Regions from separate parts of the Homo sapiens genome. Here regions 1 and 2 are each linked to region 3. Evidence: chromatin contacts called from ENCODE Hi-C or POLR2A ChIA-PET data. All regions are on one chromosome and are shown on one strand. Each heading gives the region's core, a stretch centred on a gene start or an enhancer-like site at or near the end of the contact. The rest is flanking DNA. Distances are from core to core; before and after follow the strand shown.

Region 1 (3,109 bases), core at 550-3,049, 3.4 Mb after region 3:
TGACCGTTTGATCTGCTGCTGCTGCTGCTGGTGATGCTGCAGGAGGGGGCCCAGAACAGAAATCATGGACCCAGGCAGGGCTGAAACGGAACCACTTTACACATCCATTCACTTTATGCAGCCACTCACCTGGCTGGGTGTGGCCACCAAGGGCTGCGGAGAGGATTTGTGGGGCGAAGCAGAGCCCCGAGCAAGCATGGCCCCAACCCCTGTCCCTGACCCTGCCCGGCGCTGCAGGTCTGGATCAGGGACAGGCCTCTTGCGCCCTCCACCCTCATCCCGGGGCTCACTGCTGTCCCGCTCATTGCCATCCCGCTCCCGTGACTTCTTGTGCCGATAGCGAATCTCTAGCTTGGGGTCTTTCTCTGTGGGGCAGAGAGTAGGGCCAAAGTGAGTGAGCACTGGATGGCTTGAATGGTCCCAAAACCTCTTTCTTCCTCTTCGCTCCCTTACTGACCCACCCACCTACTCTGCACCCCTGTCCAGGGCAGAGCTGCCTCTTCCCGTGGGATCTTCTATTACTCACAATGGAGCCCCATTCCAGCTCACCACAGACGTGTATCACTAATCCCCATAACCCCCCCTTGTGGCTCCTCCTCCTCCCTTGAAGCCCCACCTGCCTTCCCTGTCCATCCATGGCCCTCACCTCTGCACTCCCGACAGTACCACTCCCGGATGGCCTTGGCCATCTTCTCAGTGATCCGGATGCAGTCCCCATGGAACCACTCATTGCAGTTGTCACACCCGCTGCAGAGGATGGGGCAGGCGATGGAGATGTGAGGGGCGCGGCCCATCGGCCTCACCCCACCCTGCCAGTGTCAGCCCCGCCCATCTCTCCCGCGCTCACATCATGAAGCAGTTGATGTCCGGTTTGCGGCAGATGCAGTAGATGGGCGCATTCTCCCCATTCTCGGACTTGCTGTCCTCCCCGGCATCTGGAGGCTCTGGGTCTGAACCATCTCCCTCCTGCAGGACACCCCCATTACGGATCCTTAAGCAGCCCCCACCGTGGCGGCTCATCCCCCCATTACAACTCCACCGTGGTCAGCAGGGATCCCCACTCTGCCTGCAGATTTCACATCGGGGCCCCCAAAAAACCTCTCCATCACAGTCCCCACTGACCCCCATCCCTTCCTCTGACATCCTATTACTCTGCTCCATACTTCCCATCACGCACCCACCGACACCCGCTCCCTGCGTCCACACTCGCTAATGGGTCATGGCGACCCTCCATCGTGGCGCCTCACAGACCCCGCGTAACTCACTGCGGACTTCCCATCGCGGTTCTCCACGCACCCCTCCCTGTTTATCTCATAGACCCACCTGGCACCCGCACCCACCCCCAGTCGCGGCTGTCCACGGATACCCGGACACGGACTCCTCGTCACGGCTCACTACAGACCACTCAATGTGACTCCTTACAACCCGCTTATCCCTCTGCCCTAAGAACCCCCGATCATGGTTTCCCACGGAACTGCCACACGGAGTCCCCACTAAACTTCTATTAAGGAGCCCCCCACCGTGGCTCACCATAGAACTCCCAGATGGTTCATCATTCTGCCCATAGACTCCCGCCGTTCAGTCCACAGACTCCGGTTATGGCTCACCACAGACCCCTGAGTCGGCCGACAGACCCCACTGTTGCCAACCGACCGACCTCCACCGCCGAACCCCTCCCTGGACCCGCTACTTACCATATCTCCGCTCCCGGCGCACTCCCTCACGACCCCCGCCAGCGACCCGCGAACCTGCACAGACCACTCGGCGGCGTCCCAGGCGGTTGCAAAGGCGCCCACAACTACTTCCGCTTCTAGTCACGCCTCCCAGGCAGCGTACTCCTATTGCGCAGGCCCCATGCGTCGTCTCCGCTGCAAACCAGTAGGTGGCCGGCCTAGAGCCCCCAAGACCCCTCAGGCGCCGCCATCTTGCTTATCGTATCCGTATGGTGGCCGAATCCATATGTTCGCCGGGAACATGGCCGCGCTCTAATGTGGCTTTCCCGAGGGCGCCGCCACCTTGTCAGTAGAGTCCGTACGGCGGCTGCTTGTACGGCCTCGACGTACAGGCAACATGGCTGCACCTACTGCGTGACTTCCTCATAGATGCCGTCATCTTGGAATCCGATTCCGTACGTGGGTCGAATTCCGTACGTTCCTAGGCGACATATGACGGCGACCTAATTGCGGATTCTTCACGGGCGCCGCCATCTTGGTGGTTGATTCCGTACATTGCCCGTTTGTCAGGCAGAGAGGTTCACAGGTAAAGTGACCGCTTCCGAAGCACGACCTGGATCAAGTTGTATTCATTCCTCCATTCAGTCTCTTTCCCCTTCCACATGTATTAATGGGGCGTCGGCAGGCTGTGTGCCTTGCGGGGCGGAGGAAACCAGTTCCTCTGTCGTCTCCGACTTCACCTGCCACCACTCTTTCCGGCTTTTACTCCTCCCACTTGTCATTCTTCTGCCAGGCCTGGCACGGTTCGGCTTCTATTTATTTTATTTTTATTTAAAAACAATTCTTAAACTAATATCAAATCTTATTTTAGTTCTATAAGCTGCACAATAAGCCTAAACACAGTTTACTTATCCATTTCTTTATTGTTTAGCATTTAGAACATTTTCAAATATTATTCTAAATAAAGTTGCAACGAACATTCTTAAACATAGATCTGTATGCTCATCCCTGATTATTTCTTGTGAAATGTGATATACAAATTTACAAATATACAAATGTGATATACCAGGTGTAACTCTGGTTAACAGCTGTAAGATGGAGCCTGGAAGCCAGGCTTTATTTATTTATTTATTTATTTATTTATTTATTTTATTTATTATTTATTATGTATTTATTTATTTATTTTTATTTATTTACTTATTTTTTGAGACGGAGTTTCACTCTTGTTGCCCAGGCTGGAGTGCAATGGCGCGATCTCAGCTCACTGCAACCTCCGCCTCCCGGGTTCAAGCGATTATCCTGCCTCAGCCTTCCGAGTAGCTGGGATTACAAGCATGCACCACCATGCCCGTCTGATTTTTTTTGTATGTTTAGTAGAGATGGGGTTTCACCGTGTTGGCCAGGATGGTCTGGATCTCCCGACCTCAGGTGATCCG
Region 2 (2,936 bases), core at 181-2,680, 4.0 Mb after region 3:
CCTTACATGCTTATTTCTTTTTGGTGAGAATATTTTAAATCTACTCTTTCAGCCATTGCGAAATATACATTATGAACTATAGTCACCATGCTGTGCGATATTTCTAAAACTTACTCCTGAAACTTTTTACCCTTTGACCAACATCTCCCCATTCCCCATCTACCCCCCAACACCCCCACAACTGTCTTTCAAAGACAAAAGAATTTCACCTCTACTAATGAAGCATTTATGTAGAAAGACACTGGTAATGTTTAGTTTCCTTCATCCAACCTGCTGCATCTTGTAAGTTCCTGGCAAGCAGAGTTACTTTAGGTCATTCATATTTATAACCTCTCCTTGCCTGCGGTGGTTATTATAGCAACCACACCTATGGATTATCACCTAACTGGAGTTTCCTCCTCACAGGCCCCACCCTTCAATGTTCAGAGAGGGGCGATTGCCCCAGATTTTATTTAATTGTCAGAGTTTAGGAGGGAGCAATTCACTCTTCCCTACTTCCACTCCATCTTCTCAATCCTACATTTCCATCACTTTTAATTTTATTCTGCCTTGCCTCTTTTTTTATATTTTACATCTTATTTTTGAAATTGTCATTACCATGCCTTGTTTTAAGAGTACACAAGCTCATTATAGTAAAGAGTTTTGGGTGATAACATTTTCTGAAATAAGGGTGAAGAAATATCCTCCCATGTCACAACCGTTGGGAGGGCGGGGGTAGGGATGTTGGAAGGCACGGTCCCTGCGGCTTTCAAGGACAAGACAATTAAGTGTTCCGGTGCTTTTCTGAGGCAGAACATTGAGCATCTATTTATGGTGACTGTGACAGTGGAGGTGATTGGTAAATTCACCGCAGGCCAATAACCTTGCCAGCAGCCATGAGGAGTGGCAAAGAATTCTGCAGAAGAGCAAGTCCTAAGCACACAAAACAGCTCGGAAAGTGAAAGCGTCGCTGAAGTGCGGAAGCCTCGCATTTCCTGGGTCCTCTTCTTCCTTCCTTTGCCGTCTCCTGCCCTCCCGTTCTCCCCCTTCCTCTGTGGCTCAGGCAGGACAGACCCCAACTCCCAGCTTCCCTGGCCTCCGCGGGTTCGGAGACTGGGACCCCCGGGCCAGGAGTGCTGGGGGGCGCGGTCGGCCAGCCCCGGCTTCCTTCATGGAGCGGCGGAGCTCCACCTCCTCCTCCGCACTGCACTTCTCACATCCTCAGCATCGCGTCCACGAGGCCGCCCGCCCCGCCTCAGAACCGTAACCTCCAGGAGCTGGGTTGAGGAAGGCGCGGAGGACAGGAACCCCAGCGCCGGCAGCTAAGCCTCCAGACGGAGCCCGCCCCTCCGGCCGGTTCCTGCCTCCAATTGGCCCGCGAGCCCGTCCGTCTCCACCGTGGGCCACGCCTTCCGGGCCCCGCGGCTGGCCGGCTCCTCGCGCCCTCCCCTCTCTCGGCCGCTCTTCGGGCCGCCTCTGCGTGTGGGGCCGCCCGCGCCAGTGTGAGCCTGAGCTGACGGCGGCTCCGGGAGGCTCGCAGAAGGGGAGGGCCGGGCGGCGCGGGAGCTGAGCATCGCCAGGGCGGGCGGCAGGGCGCGGCCTCTCCGCCGGGTGTACCACCTGTCGCGGCGCGAGACCTCTGGTAAGGCCCGGCGCGGTGGGGCCCGGGCGGGGGTCCGGGAGAGGAGCGGGCGCCGGCCTCCCCTGGCCCGGCCCCGAGAGCCCAGCGCTGCCGCGCCTCCGGCCTCCGCGCGTGCGGCCCCCGCCGTTCCCGGCCTGGCGGTGGGGGCTGGGGGAAGGGAAGCGGTCTGCGGAGTCCGGGCTGAGGGCGAGGGACCGGCTACATCGCGGCGACCCAGGTTCCAGCGGCCGCGGCTCTACCCGGCGCGCGATTTCCAGGTTCCTCCGCCGGCTGGTGCCTGGGCGCCCCGCTCTCGCCCGGGAGCGAGGCCCTGGGCCTCCAAACGCCAGCATCTCTTTCTCGCTCTTTCTGCACCCCTCCACAAAAGGACTTCTGTGGCTGGAAACCCTTTGGCAAGCCTATCTCCTTTATTCAGTCGGGCCGAGTTAACGGCAGGAGTTAGGCTGTGTGTGTGGCTCCTCCCTTTAAAAAAAGACTTGCTGCGGGCTGGAGAGTTCTGAGATTGGACCGATTCCGTCTATTATTAAATGCCATCTGTGGACCGGGATTGGCAGGTGTTTCTTTCACGCTGGCGATAACTATCTCTGCATGTGGTGTTACCTAGGTGGTCCTAGGTTTCGACTTTCTTTTTTGGTTCCAGAGATAATTCTAGAAAATTTACGTTGCTTGTGGTGAGAAGCGTGATCAAATTAACACGTGCTTTCTTACAAAACGTTTTATCATCTTCTGTCTGTGGATTTACCTTCCTGATGCTTGTGGCTATCACCTCTAAGCAAAGAGGTTAATAGCATTGCTATTTCTGTTAGTGTTGCAGTTGATAACGATAACAATAGTAGCATGTATTAATTGCTAGTGACAGGCAGAGCGCTAGTTTCTACACGGATTATCTCAAAATAACCCTTTGAGGTTGATACTGTTACTGCCTCCACTTTACAAACCAGGAAACTAAGGTTTAGGTAGGTTAAGTAACTTGCCTAAGACCACAGTTTTAACGTGACAAAGCCTAGATTCAAACTCAAGTGGTCTAACTTCATAGCTGCATCCTCCACCCCCACTCCCTTAAACGTGTATACTCCTTAAGCATTGCTCATGTTGTTAAGCTAATTGCGATGTTGTACCCATAATTTTGATTTTCAATTTACAAATACTCTGTAAATTAGATGAGAGAAACAGTTGTTTTTAAAAACATACATATAGGCCGTTCGCGGTGGCTCACGCATGTAATTCCAGCACTTCTGGGAGGCCGACGTGGGTGGATCACCTGAGGGCAGCTAATTTTTGTAATTTTAATAGAGACGGGGGCTTCGCCGTATTG
Region 3 (3,006 bases), core at 458-2,957:
AAAAAAGAACTTAGAAAACTTGTATACATCTGTTACTACACAAAAATTAAAAATGGCAGGTAAAAATAAATATAACTTCAGAGTTCAGTCTTCTCAACCCATCCTAAATCTAACGCATGAATTTACAGAGGTGAGGTTCAGGGTTCGTTGTTTGAAAAGCTCCACAGGTGTTAAAAGCTCTACAGCTGGGGCTCTGAGCCACTAAAACCCTTAAACTTATCAAGTATGAACACCCTTTACCTACACTTATGGTTCTCTGCATAAACTAGTATGGGGCATAACATGTATTAATATGTGTTTACTGGGAACTTAATAATTATTTTTGAAACAGCAGGAGGGAATATGGCAGGCACTGTGCAAACTCCAACAATCTCCGTTTAGAGCAGAGGATACGTTCTTTTGCTCACGTCCACTAAGCAGGTAACCAGCCAACATCCTTCCCCCATCCCATCTCTTGCGGAAAACAATAAATATACAAAACTGAACCTTTTACCGGATTCCTCTTCCTTATTTGAAAAAGAAATCCTAATATCATAAGTGTTACACAAACGAGTTGCAGTAAATGTAATTTCAAGTTTACACTCATCTCTACCTTGATACATTTAAAAAAAAAAAAAATCAGGGTTTCTGTCCGTAAACATCTCATTTATGTCGCCAGTAATTCAGCGATACACACAAATCCATCTCATTCGTCACACTTAGTTAGGACTTTAAAGGTTATCAGTCTGGGGGGAAAAAGTCTCTTCTGTTCTACCCCCATCACAGCCCTATTCCAGACCTCTGCTATACAAGGGTATCAACAATAAAGTTATGATCTTGTTTTAAGACTGAGAAGAAAAAAATATTTTTCCTCAAGAGTAAAAGGGGTGCACAAACCTCACAACATAGACTTTGCAGATTTCTTACTAAAACACTAAGAAAATATCGAGGTTTAAGGCCGATTATTGAAGGCAGGGATCCCCAAACATTAGGTTCCTCGAAGATGTTAGGAGGCAAGGGTGGGAGAAGGGGCCTTTTCTCGTGACAGACCTGACTAAACGGTAGCATCAGCCATAAGAAGAGGAGAGATTCCTAAACGCAACTTCAGCTTTCAGAAAACAGTCCTCCACCAAGTGAGTAGCATGCAGACTTGTGAATAGCCACAGACACGTACACCCCGGTGAAGGTGCAAGATCAAACGTTGCTTCCCACATCGGCCCTCACTGCGAACCGGGATGTCGGGTCCCCATGTGCCCCTCCTGGAGGGCGCCCCGACCCCCCGCGCCAGGTGTGCGGACCACTGGCAGCACTCAGGAGCCGGCTCGCCGCGGCCCAGGCCCGCCGCCCCCGCGCCGCCCGCGTGCCCTCCGCCGGCCCGCTCCCCTCCCCCGCGCCCTCGGCGCCCGTTCGTCCGCGGGCCGGGGCTCAGGGCTCCGCCAACCGGCCCCAGAGGCACGAGCAGGCGGCGGCCGGCGACGTTGCGGTTTCCCCACCTCCTCTCCCATCCCCTCCCCCGCGGCCTCCGCTCTCCACTCCCGCTTACCCTCAACTCTTCGAAATCCGCCATTTTATACCACCCGCGGGCGCCGCCGCCGCTGCCGCCGCACCCACTCCCGCTGCCGCCAACGACGCTGCCGCCACCACGGCCGCCGCCGCCTCCAGCACCATCCTGCACTGGGCGCCGCTTAAGACGCCGCGGCCGCCGCCGCTACAGCCGGGCCCGTCACGTGAACGGCGCGGGAGCTCCGCCTCCGACGCGCCGAAGCCCCGCCCCTAGCGGTGCCCCCTGCCCACCCGCGCGACCGCCTTCCGCCCGCGCCTTCAGTCCGCGCGGCGACAGCGCCCGCCCGCGCCTGCCCCGGCGTGCTGCCCCGCGGCTTGGCCCCGCTCGGCCCCAGGTCGTGCCTTCCCTCCCCGGCGGAGGCCCCTGCGGACTGCCTAGAGCTGGGTCGCAACTGAGGCGTTATCCGCGGGCCTGGCCTCGGGAAGTGGCGGGGAGGAAGAAGAGGCGGCCGGGACGCGTGACAGGAGCATTCGGGAAGATTCTTACGGTGCCCTTCACGCGGTGCCTATGGACGGAGAAAGCCGCCGCAAATAAAACCATCCCCCAGAGTAGTTGTGGCGGAATAATCTAAATATGGGTGTTGGGTAAGCTATTGTTCCCATCTAATGGTGAGGTTGTGTGACACCTCTTTGAATTGCTAATGTCCTGCAAGTACCAACCTTGCCGAGTTTTTCTGACCTTGAAGGGCACCTGAAGGTCACGGACTGCAGAGTTGGGAGAGTTAGGCGGTGGGGTTGGGGGCGGGGAGAAGTGAAATAAGAGCGCTCAGAAGGGCCATGCTAAAAAGTCGGGGAAATCTGATAGCTAGGAAGGAGTCAAACGCCAAGGCAGAGTAAGTAGATAGAAGGAAGCTTGATGGCCCCCCCGTAATGTGCTGATATAGGATGAAGGAAGATGCTGAGTCAAGATGGCCAGAAAAATCGCTGGACGGTGTCCAGGGTTCAATTTCCTTGAAGAATTGGGTGGAACCCACACACGAGAGGTCTTTAAAACAATGTAACTTTTAAGGCCCTGTTTAATCAGCCTCCTACCTACCGCCTCTTCCCACTACCCCTCGTTTCATCCGCACTGCACTTCCAGGTCTTCCTTCCACTCCCCTGCCCCCGCACCCCGCAAGTTTTGTTTTTTTGAGACGGAGTTTTGCTCTTGTTGCCCAGGCTGGAGTGCAATGGCACGATCTCGGCTCACCGCAATGTCTGCCTCCCGGGTTCAAGCGATTCTCCTACCTCCGCCTCCCGAGTAGCTGCGATTGTATTTTTGGTAGAAACGAGGTTTCTCCAAGTTGGTCAGGCTGGTCTCCAACTCCGGACCTCAGGTGATCCGCCCGCCTCGGCCTCCCAAAGTACTGAGATTACAGGCGTGAGCCACTGCACCCGGCCTCCCCTCAAGTTTTAAGGCTTCTAAATGTTGATCCTTGAACCAAGAATAATTTCCCACTCTCTTCTTTGTTCCTAACTCCTGTT

What was found. A loop is a pair of places that touch in the nucleus more often than their neighbours do. ChIA-PET counts read pairs that join two places held with the same protein, here RNA polymerase II (POLR2A). Pooled maps may share reads with other maps.
Region 1: a map of CD8-positive, alpha-beta T cell shows a loop between it and region 3 (8-fold over the local background). The contact joins the promoter of CXXC1 here to the promoter of PIAS2 in region 3. A Hi-C loop is called at or near these places in 2 of 168 maps with a recorded cell type or tissue (CD8-positive, alpha-beta T cell and naive thymus-derived CD4-positive, alpha-beta T cell) and 9 of 50 pooled maps. POLR2A ChIA-PET finds 5 or more read pairs at or near these places in 1 of 52 experiments (CD8-positive, alpha-beta memory T cell).
Region 2: a loop to region 3 is called in a map of naive thymus-derived CD4-positive, alpha-beta T cell, with 7 times the contacts of the local background. The contact joins the promoter of ME2 here to the promoter of PIAS2 in region 3. A Hi-C loop is called at or near these places in 1 of 168 maps with a recorded cell type or tissue (naive thymus-derived CD4-positive, alpha-beta T cell) and 7 of 50 pooled maps.

The regions. Positions count from the first base shown.
Region 1 is chr18:50,285,893-50,289,001 of GRCh38, forward strand. CXXC1 (CXXC finger protein 1) reads right to left here and starts at 1,800. Exons shown (of 15, transcript NM_014593.4): 1 at 1,695-1,800; 2 at 848-966; 3 at 647-747; 4 at 130-365; 5 at 1-36. The coding sequence starts at 1,697. RefSeq lists enhancers at 544-593, 1,414-1,533, 1,654-1,743, 1,854-2,223.
Region 2 is chr18:50,877,688-50,880,623 of GRCh38, forward strand. It overlaps ME2 (malic enzyme 2), which reads left to right and starts at 1,431. Exons shown (of 16, transcript NM_002396.5): 1 at 1,431-1,621. RefSeq lists an enhancer at 1,220-1,721 and a silencer at 1,260-1,819.
Region 3 is chr18:46,915,800-46,918,805 of GRCh38, forward strand. PIAS2 (protein inhibitor of activated STAT 2) reads right to left here and starts at 1,708. Exons shown (of 14, transcript NM_004671.5): 1 at 1,523-1,708. The coding sequence starts at 1,546. KATNAL2 (katanin catalytic subunit A1 like 2) reads left to right here and starts at 1,803. Exons shown (of 18, transcript NM_001387690.1): 1 at 1,803-2,127. RefSeq lists silencers at 1,078-1,157, 1,228-1,967 and an enhancer at 1,104-1,857.